Regions from separate parts of the Homo sapiens genome. Here region 2 is linked to region 1. A link is a loop called in an ENCODE intact Hi-C map of the cell type or tissue named here. Cell type or tissue: heart left ventricle. All regions are shown on one strand. Links, peaks and the distances in the headings refer to the core of each region. The heading gives the core; the rest is flanking DNA. Region 1 has its middle 9.9 kb from the start of CDC23. Region 2 overlaps KDM3B (lysine demethylase 3B).

The links. A loop is a pair of places that touch in the nucleus more often than their neighbours do. Peaks named below come from ENCODE experiments on the same cell type or tissue, not always from the same donor. Only the 100,000 strongest peaks of a DNase experiment are listed, where the experiment ranks them.
Region 2: it touches region 1 in a loop (1.8-fold over the local background); 9 of 110 quality-filtered maps call a loop at or near these places.

Annotation. Positions count from the first base shown.
Region 1 is chr5:138,221,750-138,224,660 of GRCh38, reverse strand. No RefSeq gene overlaps it. Among named protein-coding and RNA genes, the nearest start is that of CDC23, 9.9 kb to the right of the region's middle. In heart left ventricle, for the core only: a CTCF peak has its summit at 1,707 (motif pointing left); no DNase peak of the experiment used is centred there.
Region 2 is chr5:138,391,067-138,393,977 of GRCh38, reverse strand. It overlaps KDM3B (lysine demethylase 3B), which reads right to left. Exons shown (of 24, transcript NM_016604.4): 8 at 1,717-2,911; 9 at 606-807. Among named protein-coding and RNA genes, the nearest start is that of KDM3B, 40 kb to the right of the region's middle. In heart left ventricle, for the core only: no CTCF peak of the experiment used is centred there; a DNase peak (open chromatin) is centred at 1,727; H3K27ac peaks cover 1,555 bases.

The DNA.
Region 1 (2,911 bases), core at 168-2,667:
GGGAAGGGGGGTTACCAAAGCTGGGCTACACAAGGCTGAGAGCCCCCGATGAGCAGAGCTGGCAGTGAGGCCTCCCATTACATCCTAGGGCCATTACCTTGGGGAGATGGAATTGGACAAGCCTGCCTTTCCATTATGCAAAGAAAGGGCTTTTCAAGTAAATTTCCATTTAAGTATGAGCTTAGATCAGTGAAGATGGGGTCATAATAGCTTTGATGGTCATCACAACTATTAAAAATACATTTTTTCCTCGTGCTCAGCCTGCTTTGTCATCTTCATATTGTTCATCCCCAAAAGACTGTAACTCAACCTTTTCCTAGCTTCTAGGAGACAGGTTAATGTCCACAGGTATTTTCAACTCTTTAATTTTTCAACATACATAGTAGATGAAATTTACATGCTTGACACGGCCCATGGATGTATCCAGAATGTGATAAAAAAACAAAAACTAAAAGTCAGTTTGGGAATGGAGGTGGGTGATGGGTTAAGTACAGCACACCGCTCATTGGTCATTGTCTATACTGCTGGGCTCTCTTCTCTTCAGACCATCTGGTGTTGCCTGATTAGGTCCTCAGATACATATAGTTCCCTGCTTAGGTCCTCAGATACATATAGTTCTTAACCTGCTGTCTCTGCTGCCTGAATGCTCTTCCCCTATGCTCTACCGGGCTGACTCTAGGTCTATCTCCAGGTCTTAGCTGGACTAATTTCTTCAAGGAAGCCTCCTCTGATCCACTCCTCTAGCCCTAGACCAGGTTAGGGCCTTGTATTGGTTGTCTATCATTGCATAATAACCCCCAACCATGTATTTGCTCATTTTTCTGCAATTCTGACTGGGTTCAGTCTTGCCTGGGGTCACTTCTGCAGCTGCAGTCAGTTGTCAGGTTGACTGGGTGCTGGCTGTTCCTGCATAGCCTCACTCATCTATCTGAAGCCTCAGCCGGAATGGTGGGAACCACTGGGACAGCTGGAATATCTGGGACAGCTAAGAGGCTAACCTGGTTCCTTCAGGGCAGCAAGAGGGCAAGAGTTAAAGTTGCAAGGTCCCTTGAAACTGAGGCTCAGAAGTCACATAACATCCCTTTCACTGCTTTCTATTGGTTAAAGCAAGTCACAGGGCTAACACAGATTCAAAGGCAGGGACACAGACTCACCGCTTGATGCAAAGTCATATTGTAAAGGGGCACATATCCAGGGATGGAGGACTTATGGCCATCTTTGCCCACAGCCTGGCACAGGCCTCCTATCATAGCTTCTTAAGCTTTTCCTTCACTGCACTTATGGTAACTGTTGTTACATAATTCTTTGTATGATTGTTTATCATCTTTCTCCCCCACTAGAAAAAAATGTCTGAGTGCAGGAATTGACTGTTTCATTCAACAGTCTATTCCCAGAGCTTGGCACATAGTAACAACTAGATAAATTGTAGTTAAATGAATACATGGACAGCACCCACCTCCTTCCTACCCACTGCCACCTCCAACAAATAATTAACCAGCTCAAAATATCAATAATGCCTAAGTCAAGAAACCTTGCTGGGAACTGACTGTTCTTTCAGTTCTCATCGGGCTTAGATTTAGTAAGTTCTTTAGCCTCTCTCTACTTTGGTCTCTGGTGTCTGGTCCCACATCGCTCTTGAGCAAACACCTTTTCCGGTCAAGCCCTTTGAAGAGCGGGGAGGGAGGGAATGGTTCCATCTGTCGGACAAAGCCGGGATCACAGAAGAAAAAGGCAATTGAGTTTTTTCCAGGAAGGACTTTAGGTGAGGATCAGCCTTGACCAGACTACAGCCCCCAAGGAACGCTGGAGAACATTCAGTGGGGCAGCACGCGACTGGATAAAGTTGTTCGCGACGTTGTCATGTGTGACAAACTTGGGAGTGGTATTTAGAAGCTTGAAGTGCTTTCTTTCTTATTCTTTTTTTTTTTTTTTTTTTTTTTTTTGAGACGGAGTCTCGCTCTGTCACCAGGCTAGAGTGCTGTGGTGCGATCTCAGCTCACTGCAACCTCCAACTCCCTGGTTCAAGGGATTCTCCTGCCTCAGCCTCCAGAGTAGCTGGGATTATAGGCATGTGCCACCACGCCCAGCTAATTTTTGTATTTTTAGTGCAGATGGGGTTTCACCATGTTGGCCAGGATGGTCTCGGTTTCCTGATCTCATGATCCACCAGCCTCGGCCTCCCAAAGTGTTGGGATTACAGGCATGAGCCACCACGCCCAGCCCCTTCTTATTCTTTATTATTTTGAGATAGAGTCTCAATCAGTCAGCCAGGCTGGTGTGCAGTGGTGCAATTTCAGCTCACTGCAGCCTTGACCTCTTGGGCTCAAGAGATTCTCCTGCCTCAGCCTTTTGAGTAGCTAGGATTATAGGAGCATGCCACCACACCTGGCTAAGTTTTGTATTTTTTTATAGAGATAGGGTTTTGCCATGTTGTCCAGGCTGGTCATGAACTCTTGAGTTCAAGCAGTCCACCCACCTTGGCCTCCCAAGGTAGGAGTCATGGTGCCTGGCCGACAGTGACTTCTTAATTCTTCATTACATCACTGCCTTTTGATGTATTTATTGTTTTTTATTAAATTTTTTTAATTAAAAAAAATTTTAATCTATTTATTTAGGGACTGGGTTATGAGACTGGCCAATCTTTGTGTTTTTGGTAGAGACAGGGTTTCGCCATGTTGCCCAGGCTGGTCTCAAACTCCTGGGCTCAAGTGATCCACTTGCCTAGACATCCCAAAGTGCTAGGATTACAGGCATGAGCCGTAGTGCCCAGCCTGTATTTATTATTAATAAACCAAAAACAAGGAAGTCACTCTCTCCCTTCTAACTTTTTTTTTTTTTGAGGCAGAGTCTCACCGTATCGCCCAGGCTGGAGTGCAATGGCACAATCTCAGCTCACTGCAACCTCTGCCTC
Region 2 (2,911 bases), core at 193-2,692, 170 kb before region 1:
TGCTAAGTGAATCCACACCATATTGGTAAACCATTTGGATTTACTTTAAAAATTAAAGATTCTTGAAAGGTCACTCAGAAGAAACTCCCCTTCTAAGTTTATCAAGCAGAAGAAAAGTAACTAAAGAGATATTGTTTGGTAAAAGCAGACGATATTCCCACATTTCCATCAGTTATATCTATTTCAAAGATGCTTCACATTATCTCCAAATCTTACCTCCCCGTCTTTTTAACATGACTCAAGTTACTCTAGCACTGAGGAGGAATAAGCAGTCAGGTAGATCCATAATATGAAATGCAGTCCTTCTGCTTATAATAGTGGTTTCAAATAGAACCAACCCAAGTTAGGAATTACTCAGGGAATAGCACAGAGCTGCAGCTAACACTGCTCAATTTTAATTCTCCAAGGACAAAATCACATGTCATTTTACAATCCAAACAACTAAGTGACTACTATGCCAGAGCCTCTTCACAGACGCTGAGAGCAAAGGAGTTGAGGAAAGCAAAGACCAAGATGATGAAACATGTTTATAGACTCAGAGAAAGAGTGGAAGTTATGTGTCACTAATGAAAACTAGCAAAGGAGGAAAACAGGAGTTTGGGTACCTCCGGAAGTGAAAGAAACGGCAGGCTACAGTAGAATCATCTTGCTCCTGTTCCTTAAACTTCCGGTACCGCTCCAGGCGGCATTCACGACACTTGTGCAGATGAGGTGCCACATTGATGCATGACCCATCCTGCAGGAAGGGCTCTCCAGATTGCTTCAGCTTCTTCACTTTGCTTACATCTTTCAGCACTGACTGGCCAACTGTGGCAAGGGGGAGAGAAGAAAAGTTTGTCATGAGGTGTAAACAGGAACCAATAGCATGATTCTTTTGGGGACAGACATTTGTTCTGACCTGGGTTGCTACTCCTTTCCCTGCTTGGGCATGTACCCATTATGTCCATCCTTGACAGGAAGGGAAAGCAAGGAGCAAAGAAGCTTCCATTGGGAGCTAAGAACCATGCAGAACTTGTGGGAAGTGCCCCACTATGGCAAAACAACTTTGAATATGGATGTGAAAAACATAAGAAGCCAGAATGTAGCCATCACCTGCCTCTAGTCTCTCACGATATGGCTATTCTGTTCATCAGGACCTCTTGAGCTCCCACAACATAGCAATTCCTATTGAGAACAGCTGCTTTTACCATGAGACTTTGTTTTACCCGCTTCTGGACCATAACCTCACACCACACAAGTTAATGGATTTTGATAGAGCTGTTAAAATCCTTATGTAGGTTTCAGAGAGGAGCAAACTGAGGGGTGATTCTCTCTGCTTCATCAAGTCTACAAATGTCTGCTATGTGGGAATGGATACCAGTTCCCAGTAACCCCTCTGAAGTAAAGAGGATGGGCCAAAGTGAAGTAAAAAGGGATGAGACAAATGCAAAGAAATAGTTCCTGACCAAAAATAACTGACCGCCAAGGAAGATCAAGAGTCCTCCTTTGGGGGATTATCATTATTTGGGACAGATACTCCTCCTACAGTGCCGGTTTAGATGCAATCCTGCCCTGAACCAGGCCTGACGAGGGGCCTCTGCCAGGTCCTCTTGGCTCTGTAATTCTATGAGATTACAGAACTCTCCATCAAAGTGAGTGCCTCTGCTGCACAAGAACACGACAGGCATTTGAGCCCAGTGCCAGAGCAAAGCCCAAATATAGCCCCAGCAGGATCACCTTTCAGGGGGGCAGTCCGAGGCCGGCCCTTGGGGGCCTGCTTCCCTTTGCTTTTGCCCAGCAACAGCTCAGCACTGCGCTCCCCATTGGGGCCCAGCTTCCCCATCAGGTGCTCTGGAATTCCCTTCAGGCCTGTCTTAGCCTGCAGCTGCTCCTCAGAGTCACTCAAATCTGACAGGTCACTGTTGGTGCTGGAGTCCGAGTCTTGTCTGCAAGCCAAGCTTCGTTCATCCAGTGAGAACCTTTTCACAGCTTCAAAAGGAGCTTTGTTCTCCTGTGAAAAATCTGCCGGGGAGGACAGAAAGCCGCCTGAGTGCCTGCCAAAGACGTTACTAAAGGTTTTGAGGAGGGGATTGTCCTGCTGCCCAGGCCCCACAGTTGGCCTCTCCTCTGTGGGGCTAGAGGAGAGAGTTGGCATCTCAATGGGCTGAGTGAGGCTGCTGGTGGGCGAGCTGGAGCGGCCATTCCCCATGGCAGAGAGGCTTGGGCCCCCACTGGTAAGAGCTGAGCCCAGAACACCAGATACTAGCTTGGAGGAGTCAGTTGTAATGAAGAGGGGTTTCTTCTTTGCTAAAGATGCCGAATCTGCAGAGGAGTGAGACTCGGGCCAGCTGGGTGCCACCTTGGAGGTGACAGTGGTAGCAGAAGAGGAGCTACCTGATGCCTGAGATGCAAAACTACTGAAAGGGCTGTGTTCAACTTTCTCCACAAATGCCAGGAAAGGATTAGAAGGCTCTTCTCGGGACAATTTGGGGGGCTGTAAAAATAGATTTTCATGATTCTCTGGGGTACGGGCATTTAGGAGGCTCCGTGGGAAGGCTGGAGTGAGGGTGGGCATGGACTCTGCAGGCACTTTCCGGTCCACAGAGCTGCCAGCCTTAGAGCCTGGCTTAGTGTCTGTTCCAAGAACGGATCTGCCTTTACACAGGCCTGAGCTCAGGCTCTCAAGGCTTTGTTTGAATGAGTCCCGACTAGAAGAATCATCAGCCAAACTCTCTGAAACAGTAGTGAAGTAGTTACTGGTAGGTAAAGTTTGGGACATGCATTGAAAAAACAAGTTTTTGGAGAGATCAGTGTCTTTCTGTGCCTCTTGTGCAGAGCTACAGCCAAAAGAGAAGCCCAAAGGTTTGTTCTCTGTGGCTAGAACACCATTGGACTGGCTCCTTCCACTTCCAAAAGTCAAAGGTTGCGATGA